Regions from separate parts of the Homo sapiens genome. Here region 2 is linked to region 1. Evidence: chromatin contacts called from ENCODE Hi-C or POLR2A ChIA-PET data. All regions are on one chromosome and are shown on one strand. Each heading gives the region's core, a stretch centred on a gene start or an enhancer-like site at or near the end of the contact. The rest is flanking DNA. Distances are from core to core; before and after follow the strand shown.

Evidence for each region. Hi-C counts contacts between places; a loop is a spot of excess contacts on that map. ChIA-PET counts read pairs that join two places held with the same protein, here RNA polymerase II (POLR2A). Pooled maps may share reads with other maps.
Region 2: a loop to region 1 is called in a map with no recorded cell type, with 2.8 times the contacts of the local background. The contact joins the promoter of SCN2B here to the enhancer-like site in region 1. A Hi-C loop is called at or near these places in 1 of 168 maps with a recorded cell type or tissue (K562), 4 of 37 single-sample maps with no recorded cell type and 12 of 50 pooled maps. POLR2A ChIA-PET finds 5 or more read pairs at or near these places in 3 of 52 experiments (T-cell, activated CD8-positive, alpha-beta memory T cell and activated T-cell).

Annotation. Positions count from the first base shown.
Region 1 is chr11:118,047,826-118,055,458 of GRCh38, forward strand. The region is part of intron 1 of SMIM35 (small integral membrane protein 35); the gene reads right to left. Among named protein-coding and RNA genes, the nearest start is that of TMPRSS4, 25 kb to the right of the region's middle. Within about 2 kb of position 3,851, at least 4 of the 41 ENCODE cell types and tissues checked have a DNase peak (open chromatin) inside an H3K27ac peak, as active enhancers do.
Region 2 is chr11:118,173,524-118,181,156 of GRCh38, forward strand. It overlaps SCN2B (sodium voltage-gated channel beta subunit 2), which reads right to left and starts at 3,116. Exons shown (of 4, transcript NM_004588.5): 1 at 2,839-3,116. The coding sequence starts at 2,908.

The DNA of each region.
Region 1 (7,633 bases), core at 2,601-5,100:
TGACCCTCCACATTTGTCCCAGGGTACTGGCTTGAGTGCCTAAGCTTTGCTAGGCAAGGTCTGTGTCTTGGGAAGAAGGAGATGCAGACAGCAGCCCAGAGCGTTTCAAGGGGCTTGTTGACAGTCTCTTAGGAGGTGTCTCTGGGGCTCAGATGGAACCTCGCCAAGCCCTCTCTCTGCATGCCTCCCCATCACTGCCCCCAGAGTGGGGGTGCATCCGTTGGTAACATGGGAGGTGATCATAGTGGTACCCAGGAGCCATTTATTGTTTTAATAGCTATGCATTTATTTTCACGTTTTTAAGAAGAGACTTAACTAGCATATCAAATCCTGATTTTGTGGATTTTATGTCTTAGAACAAGGTTAAAGGAAGTAATTAATTTAAAAAAGTGAGTCAGATTTAAGAAAAATATTAGGCCGGGCACGGTGGCTCACAGTTGTAATCCCGCTGAGGCGGTCAGATCACCTGAGGTCAGGAGTTTGAGTCCAGCCTGGCCAATATGGCGAAACCCAGTCTCTATTAAAAATACAAAAAAAATTAGCTGGACCTGCTGGCGTGCTCCTGTAGTCCCAGCTACTCAGGAGGCTGAGACACGAGAATCACCTGAAGCTGGGCAGTGGAAGTTGCAGCGAGCCTAGATTGCGCCACTGCACTCCAGCCTGGATGACAGAGCGAGACTCCATCTCAATAAGAAAGAAAGGAAGAAAGAAAGAAGGAAGGAAGGAAGGAAGGAAGGAAGGAAGGAAGGAAGGAAGGAAGGAAGGAAGGAAGCAAGGAAGCAAGGAAGCAAGGAAGGAGAGAGAGAGAGAAAGAGAGAAAGAAAGAAAGAAATTAAGTAAATAATGATACAGCTGGCTCAGGAATGATGCAAAAGTCATAAAGTATGGGGGAAAAAAACAACAGAAAACAAAAAACAAAAAACACGGCCCTAGATTAAACACATGAGTAATAGCCAAACAGCAGGCCATCCCGGAAGAGATGGAGGTGCTTTCTAGAAAGGACATGACCTAAAGGAGTGAAGTGTCACAGGTCCTGGGCCAGGATGGGGAAGGGGAAAACCTGCCCTTCAGCTTTCCTTCCTCCTGCAGCCTCATGCCTATCGCCTAGGCTGAAGAGCTGCAAAAAAAAAAAAAAAAAAGCAAGTGAAAACGATGATGATTTTGCCAATAATCATAATGTACTACTTTTGCAACCAAAAATATATTTTTTTAAGTAAGAGCGCTATTTCACTAAACTTCCCAGGGACATTGCCAGCGTGAGCTTTAGCAGCAACGTCAGGGGTGGGCAGGGGTCAGGGATCTTTTCCAGGCCTCCACAGGGTAGCCACTGCCCTGGCACCAGGGACCACAGGAGACAATGCCACACAGAGCCAGAGAGGGGCAATGGCCCCTGCCAAGAGTGGCCGGGAGACTGGTCCAAACATTGAATTTGAGACACTGGCTGGGGACCCCAGAACCGTCTGTGAGTGATTTGAAGGGAAGCTGCAATTCTCGCATGTTTGTTCCACCCTTAATTTTTTTTTTTTTTTTTTTTTTTTTTTGAGACAGAGCCTTGCTCTGTCACCCAGGCTGGAGTGCAGTGGCGCGATCTCTGCTCACTGCAACCTCCACCTCCTGGGTTCAAGCAATTCTCCTGCCTCAGCCTCCTGAGTAGCTGGGATTACAGGCACACACCACCACGCCCGGCTAATTTTTGTATTTTTAGTAGAGACGGGGTTTTGCCATGTTGGCCAGGCTGGTCTCGAACTCCTGACCTCAGGTGACCCACCCACCTCGGCCTCCCAAAGTGCTGGGATTACAGGCATGAGCCACCGCACCTGGCCCATCCTTAATGCTTTTAATTTAATTTTTGCGTGTGTGCTTTTTAATGGTCATATATGTTTGAGTATAAATACAAATATACTTTATAAATACATAAATATCAGAGTGCATGCGCAAAATTGTTTATTGATGGGAGGCGTGATCTAAAGAGTCTGGCAAGGGTAAGTCCACGTTCCTCACTAACTACTCCTGCCTTGGATTGCCGTCAATGTGTCCGCCGTGCAAACTGTGCCTCCCACACTAGATGCTGAGGGAGGATAGTCAGGGAGGTGTTGTGGAGACCTGTGCCACTGAGTTCAAACCACCTCATGCTGAAGTGGAGTCACTGGGGCCTAGAAGGTACCAAGGGGCCCAGGATCCTTGTGGGGAGCGGATATAGAGAGGGTCTTTGAAGTCTCTCAGTACTGGAATGAGCACAGGGCTTGCCTTCAGAGGAGTGTGTGCTGGAGCCCCAGCCCTGGGACACACCAGTTGCACAATCTCAGGTGAGCCACTCTGACCTTCCAGGTTGTCTTCCATAAAATGAAGAGGCTGGTGAGTGATGTATACCTCGTGCTATTGCTGTGAGAGTCACATGAAGTAATGGAAGAGGAAAAGGGCCTTGGGGAATCACAGAACATCTTCCTTCACCCAGGCAGCATCCCAGGCACAGGTTGCCCCACAGGCCTCCTGGGCTCCTAGGTCTGTAAAGACGGGGTGCCAGCTGGGGGAACCTAGGCCAAGGCCCCTGCCCAGACAAAGCCAAGTCTGGCTCAAGTGGGCCAGAGTCATGCACAGCCCAGGTGAGCTGGGCACTAGCACCCAGCCACTGACACCAACCATCAGCTGCCCCTGCCATCTGGAGACCCAAGGCAGCTTTGGTTCTCCGTTTATCCCCACCAGACCTTGGGCAAGAAGGTGGGGAGCAGAAACAACTGACACATACAAAGTGGCGGTCACCCATCCTGAGCACCCCCGCAGTCCTCCTGCCTCAAAGCCTCCATTTCACTCACTCTTCTAGCCCCCACCCTTGCTTCCTCATCATAAGTGCCGGCCGATGCATGCATGTTGCAGAAAATAGGATAAATCAGGGTTGCTTTGATTGGTTGCAAGTTCAGAGGCTTTGGGGTTTTGTAGATCTGCCCGAAGCATTGAAACACCTAAATACTTGGATGATTCCTCTCTCCTTTGTCACCTCTGCCACAGGGATGCATCTTGAATCCCAGACCCAGGACTTCCAAACCTTTGAGCATCCTTTGTAGAAAATGGCTCCAGTGACCTCCCCCAATCCATCCCCACCCTATCTGCAGAAGAGCTTATCTGGGGGCAGGGAAGATGCTTTGATTCATTCCATTCCCCTATTTCTGATTCTCATCCTTTAGTAAAGCAGGAGAGACAGAAGGGATTGCTCTGGGCTTTTGTGAAGATGTGTGAGGGAGGTAGAGGCAGGCTCATGTTTGCCTGTATGCAGAGCCAAGAAAGGACCAGTGGATATCGGAGGCATTGTCTTTTATTCTAACTGGTGGCACAAGAAGCAGAGAAACTATCCTATCCAGTTTTGTACAGACGATGCTATGCCTTGTATTGTTCTCTGTGGATTTATAACAAAGGCTGACATCCTGAAACAGATGGGAGTTTCTCACACTCAGGCACACAGCTTGCTCACCCACCCCTGGGTCTCCCACAAGCCAGCTCACTGCCTGGCACACAGGAGCCATTCGTGGATGCTGAAGTGAGCCATGAGGACAAGGCCATGCCTGATTCGGCACTATCCTAGCACAGTCTAACACAGCTGGATGCTCGGTTTTCTTTATTTGATTAAAGGCAACTTAAATTAGCGGCCACTTCTCTCCTCCCCATGCCCTGGATGAGACCCTCATATTGAACACCCAGCAGATCTTGCAAATCAGGGCTGAGTCTCAGCGATCCATTGCACTGGTGATAGCCTGAAATTGAGGTTAAACCCAGGCGAGAGCTCTCCCAACAGCCCAAGAAGGGGGTAACGGTGAGAACTCTCACTACAGTGCAGACAGTGTAACAAGGGCTGCCAGCTCCACCCCACCTGTGCACACCCTTACCATCAAAACACACCACAGGAAGGGGAGAATAACAAAGCCAGCCATGTCATCTGTGGTTTCACCTCTACAGTGACACATTTTCCTGTACTGGTGCCCCAGCAGGGCAATCTTAGTTTAGGTTGATACTAATACTAATACTAATACTAATACTAATACTAATACTATACTAATACTAATACTCTTGGGTTGATTGTGAACAAGAGACACGGGTGACGCAGGGAGAGTGCTAGGTGTGAGGTCCCACCTGCCAGGTGTCTGAATCATGAACCTTCTGCAGAGGGAACAGTACTGCCTGCCTCCCTAGAACATGGCGCTGATGACATGAGAGGTGTGAAAGTGCCTGGCAAAGAGCGGGAACTCTTCCACACTGTACATTGTTTAAAGCGGGAATAAGAGTTGCTGTCCAGGTTCAAAGGCAACTCTTGGAACAATGCGGGTAGCGGGTGCTCTTTGCATAAACACCATAGAAAAGGTCATCCCCACCCACGTCCCCCAACAGCTGTGCAGCTCTGCCTCCCTTTCCCCAGAGGAAAACTCAGACTCCAGTTTCCCGCGTCCGGCCTTCTACGGCTGCTCAGGACTCCAGGGGACAAAAGAAGGGCGAGAGGCAGGAGTGAGAGGGAAGTGGGTGGTTTGCTGCAAGCGGGGAGCTGCTGAGGGCAGGCTGGGGCCCTGCAGGGAAGCAGGGAGATTGTGGAAGATGTGTCTCCCACGCAGAGGAGGATTTGCCAGGAGGCCAACAAGCTAAGCTTCAAGCCGCTCACTTGTACGGACCCTTCCAAGTCCCTCTTCCTAAGTTTGTATTTATAATTTTGTATTCTTCATCTAAGAAAGCCTCAAAACTATGTAAGCCTCAGGCCCCCACAGAACCTGAGTCTGCCCTGGCTCCCACATAGAATGCTTCTCTCCTCTGAGATAAGCCCCTAGCTCTTCCCTAACGTGATCGCCTACGCCCCCTTCCTTCCAGCCACATCCCACGACCCCCACCTGGGCATTTCTCTGTCCAGCCAAACATAGGCATTGGCTTATAATGTGCCCCTGCCTGCCTCTCCTGGAACCTCTCAGCCTGGGGCACTCCTGCTCACCCTCCGAGACCCACAGCAAATACTTCCAACAATAGGAAGCCTTCTCCCAGGTCCCAGACAGAATCAACACTTCATCCTGGGTGCTGCCACCACGCTCAGCATGTCCCTCTGTCATAGCACAAATACCCCACAGGGGACTGCACTGTTGAAGGTCCACCTCCCAGCCTAGGCTGTGGTTCCTCCAGGGTCCAGACAGGCTTATCTGATTCTGTGTCTCCAAAGCCTACTAGCTCACAGCCGGGTCCGGTGGCTCACACCCGGAATCCCAGCACTTAGGGAGGCCATGACGGGTGGATTACCTGAGGTCAGGAGTTCAAGACCAGCCTGGCCAACATGGTGAAACCCCCATCTCGACTAAAAATACAAAATTTAGCCAGGCGTGTTGGCAGGGCGCCTATAATCCCAGCTACTTGGGAGGCTGAGGCCAGAGAATCGCTTGAACCCAGGAGGCAGAGGTTGCAGTGAGCCGAGATCATGCCGTTGCACTCCAGCCTGGGTGACAGAGCAAGACTCTCTAAAACACACACACACACACACACACACACACACACACACACACACACACAAAGCTTACTAGCTCAGGGCTCCCAGGTACAGGGCAAATGTTCCTTGAATAAATGAATTAACTGATGGCCTCAGCCAGGGACAATGGCAGAGTGACTGAAAAGGTCGGACTTCAGTCCTGGAGTCCCACCTGCATGGCTCCCATGCTCTGGCAACCCTTCCTTGGATTCCTTATTCAACTCCTCCAAACAGCAGTCCTGAGAAACCATTCCTGCAACCTGAGCGCCCTCTGGTGGCTGAAATGTTGCCTTCCCCCAAGAACTAGAGGCAACGGGTGGGGCCTTCCTTGGACATCCAGCATAGCTCTTTAATTCCCTAAAGCAATGTGTTTACAAGGCTCTTATTCACTTGGAGGCTCAAGTCCTACCATTTATGTTATTCTTTAGCCTGGAAGCTTTGAGAACTCATCTCATTCAAGGTCCCAAAGACCCCCACCCCAGCCCCTGTTCCTCTGACAGTGATGTGGTCTCCACATCTGCCTGCAAGGTCTCAGAGAGGAAAAAGAGGAGTTGGACCAAGACACAATCGCAAACACTGTAACCTCAAATGTTAAAATCCTGAAAGATTGTAATCTCTAAAGTCTAAACCCCTAACATCTAAAATCCCAAAAATCACAATCACAGGATCGTTTTTTGTTGTTTTTTTCCTTCCTTTTTCACTATTTTAAATTTTCAGCATGATTTTTTACAATTCCCTATGCTAGGTATTTCATCTTTGCATCATTTGCAAGACTGGAGGTATAAGTTATATAGACTTTTAGAGAGTTCGAATTTGTTTTATGCAGGGTTTTGGGGGTTTTTGGGATTTTTTTGTTTTGTTTTTTTGTTTGTTCTTGTTTTTTTGTTTGTTTGTTTGCTTGTTTGTTTTCAAATTTGGCTCCCTGAAAGTGCATTATCACCATGTCAACTTTGTGTGGACGCATTGTGCATGTACAGAAAAACATTGACATTTTCTCATTAGATAAAGAGATGTCCTTTCTGTACATCTGCCTTTGTGAAGTTAAATTTTCTTGGAATCTCAGCTCCTTGCAGCTTGGAATGCAGCTCCATGGATAGACAGCTGCATTTTTGGTGATGATCCATTGAAGTTTTTGATCAAACTCATCCAGAGACTTTGGTTGCTCATGCTGTTGTTTCAGATGACCAGTTATAAAGCTGGGTGCACACAAGTAACAACCACGGTGCCATGGATTTACATCTTGCCCTTTTTGACCTATTTCTTTATGAACATGGTTCATCTGCTCATAACTCTTATACCCATGCAACCGTCATTACCTGAGTGTTTATGCGTGCAAAAATATGTATGTTATCACTGCCTATTTTATTGTGTAATGTACACTATAAAGTGTCCTGTTGTGTTTTTATATGTTTCCAATATAAATCCCCTTTGAAATGTAAATAAATATGTTTTAATGAATGTTTTCATTATTTTTTCCAGAATTATATTTTCAGGATTTTTTTTTTTTTTTTGAGACAGAGCTTTGTTCTGTTACCCAGGCTGGAGTGCAGTGGCCCGATCTCTGCTCACTACAACCTCCACCTCCCAGGTTCAAGCGATTCTCCTACCTCAGCCTCCTGAGAAGCTGGGATTACAGGTGCGCGCCACCATGCCTGGCTAATTTTTGTATTTTTTGGTAGAGGCAGGATTTCACCAAGTTGATCGGGCTGGACTCAAATTCCTGACCTCAAATGATACATCTGCCTCAGCCTCCCAAAGTGCTGGGGTTACAGGCGTGAGCCACTGCGCCTGGCCTAATTTTTGGGATTTTGAACTTTCAGGATTTCAACATTCAGGATTGTGTCTTTTGGAATTATGATCAGCTCCAAAAAGGGAAGGCCGTCCCTGCCTCCCATGTCTCTGGTATGACATTCCTGTTTGTGGCTGCCAAGGCCAGTTTGGCAGCCTCTGAGTGGATCCCTCAAATTCCAGGGCCTCCAAGATATGCGGATTTTCTGCCAGGGTCAGGATGAACTATAGAGACCCCATCTTGCAGGAAGTCATGCGCTATTCCTGGTTTCCTAAGGACCCCACCAGCTGTTCCATTTCAACAGCCTTACTCACTCTATGCCACACCTGCCACCACCACCCCGGCCCTGCCACCTCCTA
Region 2 (7,633 bases), core at 1,866-4,365, 120 kb after region 1:
AATATAGGGGACAATAAGCCCAACTTCATAGGGCTGTCGAAGGATTAAATGACTTACTACCTGTATGAAGCTCAGCACAGTGCCTAGCACATGGCCTGGACAAAAGTCAGCTGCGACTATGATGAGCATTATTGCTATTATTGTTGCCATACATACAATGTTGTCTTGTTATTATTTGTTCATGGGCCTGTTTCCCTCTAGAGGCTCCGGGGAACTGACTCCTATTCATCTTGGTATCCCTGGCACCCAGGACAGTGTGTGGCAGAGTGGGGACTCAATAAAGTCTACTAAAGGAAGAAGAGACAGCTTTCTCTCCATGTCTGGGTCCCCACCACCACAAGCAGCAGATATGTGCAGTGGGCTAGAGTGAGGACTAGACTTCACTTTCTTTCTTTCTTTCTTTCTTTCTTTTTTTAAGAGACAGGGTTTGGTTCTGCTGCCCACGCTGGAGTGCAGAGGCATGATCACGGCTCACTGCAGCCTGGAACTCTTGATACTCCTTCTTCAGCCTCCTGGAACAGTTAGGACTACAGGTACATGCCACCATGCCTGGCTTATTTTTCTTTTCTTTTTTTTTTTTTTTTTTTTTTTTTTTTTGTAGAGACAGGGTCTTGCTATGTTGTCCAGGCTGGTCTCCAATTCCTGGCCTCAAGCGATCCTCCCACCTCGGCCTCCCAAAGCACTGGGATACAGGCGTGAGCCACCATGCTCAGCCCAGACTCCACTTTCTATGCCTCCACTAACATAATCCATACATTGGTAAGCAGGCCAGTGACTGTGGAGTCAACGGTCTCAAGAAAAACTTGAGGGAAGCCCAGTCATTTGAATTGTTTCTGGCTAAAACTAGCCTCATATGCTTCTGCCGTGGGTAGAGCTGGTTGCCCACCTGCCCTTTCTCTTTGCCACCTCCATAGTCATCCCCACAAGCCCAGCCCCGACAGAGTCCCCTCCCTCGTCACTTGTGGCATCCTCCATCCTGGGGATCGATGCTACTGCAACACCACCAAAGTTCCACTGTCAACTCGGCCCTCAGCATTGGAGTGCCAGGGACATGCCTCATTACAGCACCAATCAAGTTCAAGTTCAAGGTCCCCATTCCTGCATCCTCTCCCACTCAGCTTTGCAGAAGCTTTAGCTTCCTCCCACTACCATCTCCCCACCCCAAACACTCAGACCTCTTCATCGCAGACTCCCTCTTCCTCACCCTAGCCCAGAGCTCTGGGTCCTGGTCACTGAGCCCCCTTTCTATCTTTACTTAGCCATGGCTCTCACCAGGCGGCTTCTCTCCTGCACGAAGTGCTTCCTAACTCCTGAGGAAAGGGTCCTGTCCTCCAGCTGGGCCTCCTTACAACAGGCCACTCACCCAACTCCCCTTCTTTCAGCCTGTCCTGAGACTCTGATCAATTAGGTACTGTTAATATAGCAGTGCCATTTCTTGAACATTGGGGAGTGGAATCCAACGTTTAAGAGAATGTGCTGAAGTCAGACACAGGGAGTTCAAATTTCAGCTCCCGTTACCATAGTCATCTGTTTCCTCCCTGTAACCTGAGTATAATAGAATCTACCTCCGATTGCTGTGAGGGCTAAACAAGATACACAGTGCCTGGGCTCACGAAAAGCATTCTTATGTTAGCCATCGTTGAGTTCCTGCCATGCACCAAATCACAAACACGTCAGGCAGTAGGCATTCTTTAGTTTACCCGGGAGGGAACTGAAGCTCAGAGGGGTTGAGTAACTTGCCTGTGATCATTACGTAAATGACAAAGGTGGCTTGAAACCCAGGTCCTGCCAGAGATTCCATAGCATTCCTGCTCTGATGTTAATATGCCAAGTAACTCAGCAAAGCAGGCTGGCAGGGCCTCTGCACTGTCTGTGTTTAGCACTCCTACTCCAAACCCAGCACATCACACCACAGAAAGAGAGAGAGCCTTTGTGGTGGGGAATAGTTCCATCAACAGTCCTTGGACTTGACTCTCAGTTGCTGCTCCAGCAATAAGTAAGTTTAGGAGCAAGAATGAAACTCTACAAAGCAGGCTTGCAAATAACTTTCTAGCCCACTTCCCCACCAGGAAGTCTCTGAGTGGTCAAATACAAACACTTGACAGGACAGTCTGCAAGACTGGGCTGGGCAGTTCTGAGGCTGGATTTAAAGGGCTGCAACCTCGCTCAGCCTGTGGGTTCCATTTTTTTCCTGAATCTCTACACCTGGCCCTTCCTCCATTCCATCCGGCCCAAGCCAAAGGTGCCTTCTCCATCAGTGCGTGCCTCAGCAGGTCTCCTCCCAACCCAGACATCATTCCCCAAGCCCGCTTCCCACCTACTCCCACACACGTTCCAACAGATCAGTGAGACCGAGTGCCAAGAAGCCAGACCCAGACTCAACTTTCTGCCACCAGCTCCCCTGCACACTCTCCTAATACCCTAAATCCACCAGGATCAAGCTTCTGAAAAGAAGCCCCTTAAGGGAGCATTAAGTCCCAGGACCCCGCATTTGCAGCAACTCCAAAAAATAATCCCTGAAGAGACTGCAGGTCAATCCACTCTCTGCCCCACCGCCACGTAGGTCCACTTAGGGGAAATCCAGAGAAGATTCACCTCCCTTGACAATTGTCAGCCCCCAGCAACACTCAGATCCCCTGACCCAACATTTCTGTGACTAAGTAGTCCCAGGGTTCTGCACTCCCCAGCAACGTCCCTTCCAGTCCCCAGCACCTCCCCTCCCAAGGACACAGAGGGAAAGCGCTAGCAATGTCTTCTTTCCTATCCCCTGCCCCCATCCTCTTCACATTGCGGCTACACTTCTGAACCCTCGGGAGCATGCAGATGTGTCTAACTTACCCAAAGAGAAAAAGAGACTGAGCCCCGTGAGGCTGAAGGCAGGGCGAGGTAGCCAGGCATCTCTGTGCATTTTCAGAGACTGAGATGTTAGTCGGGTGGGCTACGGGAGAGGGTGATTTGAGGGGGCGAGAACTACAAGGGAGGAATGGTTGGATGCTAAAAAAAAATGCACGGATGTACTTCAAAGACATATACAACATTAAGGAAGCTTTATTTCCATCTCTCTAATATGGCCGGCTTGTATGTTGCTGCTAAAAAGAGAGAGAGAGGGAGTGTGTAAAGGAGAGAGAGAGAGATGGGGGGGAGAGAAAAGGGGGATGGGGTAAATATTGTGGTTGGTGGATTTCAAAAAGCAGGTGGGAGGGCATAAAAAAGTCATTTTGAAAAGAACAAAATCCCAGAAATTTTTACCCTCTAAAACAAGAAATAATACAAACCCTGCTTTTTGACTTCACTGGGATGATTGTTGGATTTTGAAAGCTATTAGAGGAATCCATTTATTTTAAAGATTCTGGAAAGGGAAACACCTTTTATCATTTAAAAACACCCCCAGGCTGACGCAGTGGCTCACACCTGTAATTCCAGCACTTTGGGAGGCCGGATGGATTGCTTGAGTCCAGGAGTTCAAGACCAGCCTGGGCAACATGGCAAAACCCATCTCTACTAAAAATACAAAATTTAGCCAGGCATAATGTCGCATGCCTCTTGTCCCAGCTACTGCACCGCACTCCAGCCTGGGCCCTGCCTCCAGAGGGAAAAAAAAAAAAAAAACCTAAAAAAAAAAAGGAGATGCTTGTTTTTGTGTTATTGAAAAGGGTTCAGGAAAGTGAGTTGGAGAGACTTTCAAGGGGTAATGCTTTCCTCATTCTAGCGTTTCCTCTGAAAACAGAACATGTTGAAGCAGGCTGATAGAAAAATACCCAAGAGATCTTACAATTGAATGTAACACAGGCCTTTGGATAAACCTGATTCAAACAAATCAACAGGAAAGAAAAGTTTTTGAGACAATTGGGAAAAGTTAAATATGAACTACATAGTAGATTGTATTAATGAATCATTCTTAATTTTGTTGGGTCTGATAAAATGTGGTTTTGTCCTTTAACATCTCTATCTGTTAAAGACACACATGGGTGGCCGGGCGGGGTGGCTCACACCTGTAATCCCAGCACTTTGGGAGGCCGAGGCAGGCAGATCACCTGAGGTCAGGAGTTCGAGACCAGCCTCCCTAACATGGTGAAACCCTGTCTCTACTAAAAATACAAAAGTTAGCCGGGTGTGGTGGCGTGTGCCTGTAATCCCAGCTACTTGGGGGGACTGAGGCAGGAGAATTGCTTGAACCTGGGAGGCGGAGGTTGCAGTGAGTCGAGATCACTCCGCTACATCCCAGCCTGGGCCACAGAGTGAGACTCCATCTCAAAAATACATATATATATATTCAACGAAAAAAAGAGATGGGAGAATAGGTGACACGAGACTAGTTGTTTTGCTTGATAATTGAAACTAGCTGGTGATGGGTGTAAAGGGTTTGTCATATAGTTCTCTCTTCTTTTGTGTATGTTTAAAACTTTTCTTTTGAAGAAGGAAGAAAAAATAAGCTAACGTCATAAGTAGGAGAACTTGGTGGGTGGAGTCCAAGGTGGTCCTAAGCAGAGGTGACCCCCATACTCCTGGGGAGATGGTTAAGTAGGGCAGAGATTCGCATGCAGCAGTCACCTGCATTTGTGATGGGCCCTTTGTGTACCAAACAGGGAGCAACTAATATTTTTGAGCATAAACTCTGTGCCAAGCACTTTACATGTGATATCTCAATTTTTTATTTTTTTATTTTATTATTTTTTTTTAGACAGGGTCTCGCTCTGTCACCCAGGCTGCAGTGCAGTGGTGCAATCTCAGCTCACTGCAATCTCTGCCTTCTGGGTTCAAGCAATTCCTGTGTCTCAGCCTCAAGAGTAGCTGGAACTACATGCACGTGCCACCACCCCCAGCTAATTTTTTTGTATTTTTAGTAGAGGCAGGGTTTCACCATGTTGGCCAGGCTGGTCTCGAACTCCTGACCTCAAGTGTTCCACCTGCATCAGCCTCCCAAAGTGCTGGGAGTACAAGCGTGAGCCACCATGCTCAGCCTGTGGTATCTCAGTTTAATCTTTTCTTTTTTTGTGTGTGAGATGGAGTCCCGCTCTCTCTCCCAGGCTGGAGTGCAGTGGCGCGATCTTGGCTCACTGCAACCTCCACCTCCCAGGTTCAAGCAATTCTCCTGCCTCAGCCTCCCAAGTAGCTGGGATTACAGATGCCTGCCACCATGCTTGGCTAATTTTTGTATTTTTAGTACAGACAGAGTTTCACCATCTTGTCCATGCTAGTCTTGAACTCCTGACCTCGTGATCCACCGACCTTAGCCTCCCAAAGTGCTGGGATTACAGGTGTGAGCCACCGCGCCCCCACCCTGTCAGTTTAATCTTAACCCTGGGATAGGTGATTTCTTTTTCCTTTTTCTTTTTTTTTAATTTATTTATTTTATTATTATTATTATTATTATTATTTTTTTTTTTTTTTTTTTTTTTTTTTTTTTGCGATGGAATCTCACTCTGTGGCCCAGGCTGAAGTGCAGTGGCATGATCTTGGCTCACTGCAACCTCCGCTTCCCGGGTTCAAGTGATTCTCCTGCCTCAGCCTCCTGAGTAGTTGGGTTTACAGGTTCCCGCCACCATAATTTCTTTTTTCTTTTTCTTTTTCTCTTTATTCTTTTGTTGTTGTTGTTCAGACAGAGGCTTACTCTGTGGCCCAGGCTGGAGTGCAGTGGCACAATCTTGGCTCACTGCAACCTCCACCTCCCAAGTTCACGTGATTCTCCTGCCTCAGCCTCCTAAGTAGCTGGGATTACAGGCTCCTGCCACCACGCCCAGCTAATTTTTGTATTTTTAGTGCAGACAGGGTTTCACTATGTTGGCCAAGCTGGTCTCGAACTCCTGGATTCAAGTGATCTTCCCGCGTTGGCCTCCCAAAGTGCTGGGATTATAGGCATGAGTCGCTGCACCTGGCCTTTATTCTTTTTTTTTTTTTTTTTTTTTTTTTTTTTTTTTTTTAAGACGGAGTCTCACTCAGCTGCTTAGGCTGAGGTGCAGTGGTGTGATCTCGGCTCACTGCAACCAGCGTCTCCCAGGTTCAAGCAATTTTCCCTTCTCAGCCTCTTAAGTAGCTGGGATTACAGGCACCCATCATCATGCCTGGCTAAGTTTTGTATTTTTAGTAGAGACGGGGTTTCACCATGTTGTCCAGGCTGGTCTCGAACTCCTGACCTCAGGTGCTCTGCCCACCTTGGCCTCCGAAGGTGCTAGGATTACAGGCATATGCCACTGCGCCCGGCCTATTCTTTTTCTAGTGGCAAATGAGGAAACAGAGGTTCATGGGGCTCAACCCACCCAAGTTTACATATGAGAGTTTAAGGGCAGAGTCAGGATTCAAACCAAGGTCTTCGTGAAACTCTGGGTGTCTCCAGCATTCCACATTGCTTAGCACCAAGGGAAGGATAAATGGAGCTACCTCCAGGTTGTCTAGAAAGGCACAGGGAAGAGAAGACCAACAAGACACATGAAGCAATTAGCCCCTGCAGGTGACATAAAAGCAAGGGCTAAGAGGCAGGCTATGGAGAAACAGTGAGAATCCAGCACAGTGCCTGGCTCAGGGCAGAAACTTCGTCAGCAGACGGTGAATGACTGTACAGGGGCACACCTGAGTGAATTAATGAATCTGGAGAGCTAAGGGAGGAAAGTAGACACTGCGGAGGAAATGAAATCCTTCCAAGGCCTCTCAAGCTGTTCTGGGCTGGGGAGGAGCAAGGGGGCCAGGGATTTGAGGCAGAGTTGCCAGAAGGCAGAAGGGTGGGTAGTCTAAGAGCCCTTTGTGGTTGTCCCTGCCCAGATCACACACAGATTCTGTCCCCAAGTGCCTCTGTCCCATCCCTAGGGTCTGGCTCTGGCTGGCCCATTCACAAAACACAGGGCCCACAGGGCAGAATTGCAGGGAAGGAGAGGTGGGGCAGCCTGGAAGAAAAGTCTCCTTCAGTGGCCATGCCTGGCCCCATCCCCAGTGCCCTCCGGCCCTGAGGTCTACCCCGCTGTCAGCAGCTCACAGCTGTGCCCGGAGGGGTGGACTGGCACAAGCCGGGCCTCAGCTCCCGCTTAGGCGTGCACTGCCAAGTCCCACTCTGCAGCACAGCCATCCATGCTGCCGCAGACACATGTCAGCTCTGCCCCGTTGCCAGAGATTTTTGGTTTGACGTAGCCGGCCTCCTCTTTTTTTCTTAATGCAGCAGAGGGTGCCCGTGAGGCCCAGAAACTGAAGGAAGCTGCTTGCCTGTCTCACTTGGTCTCACATTAGGTCCAGAAGCTCCTATTTTGGGGGCATCTGAGGCAAGAAGTGGATCCAGAAGATCTGTTTCTATCCAGAATTCAGCAAAGAGAAACTACGTATCCAGACTTAGAACAGTCTTCATCCAACTCAGCCCCCCAGGACCAAGGGTCAGGAGGAGCTAGATCAAGGGTGAGGGGCAGTAGCAGGCAGAGCCAAGGCAAGAGAGGGGGAGAGCTACCCCGGAACTTCCCCACAACCCACTTGGGCCTCCAGACACCCATCTGCTCCGAAAGAGTAAGCCTTCCCCAGGAGCCAGTGAAAGTCTGGGAAGCAGCAGCTCTAAGAGGTGTTTTGCCGAATGAAGACACCAGTGTCAAAGATGTGCTTTTTTAGGAGTGAAGCCCTGTGGTTTTGGCATTTGTGCCCAGGGTTATTTATCAGTGAA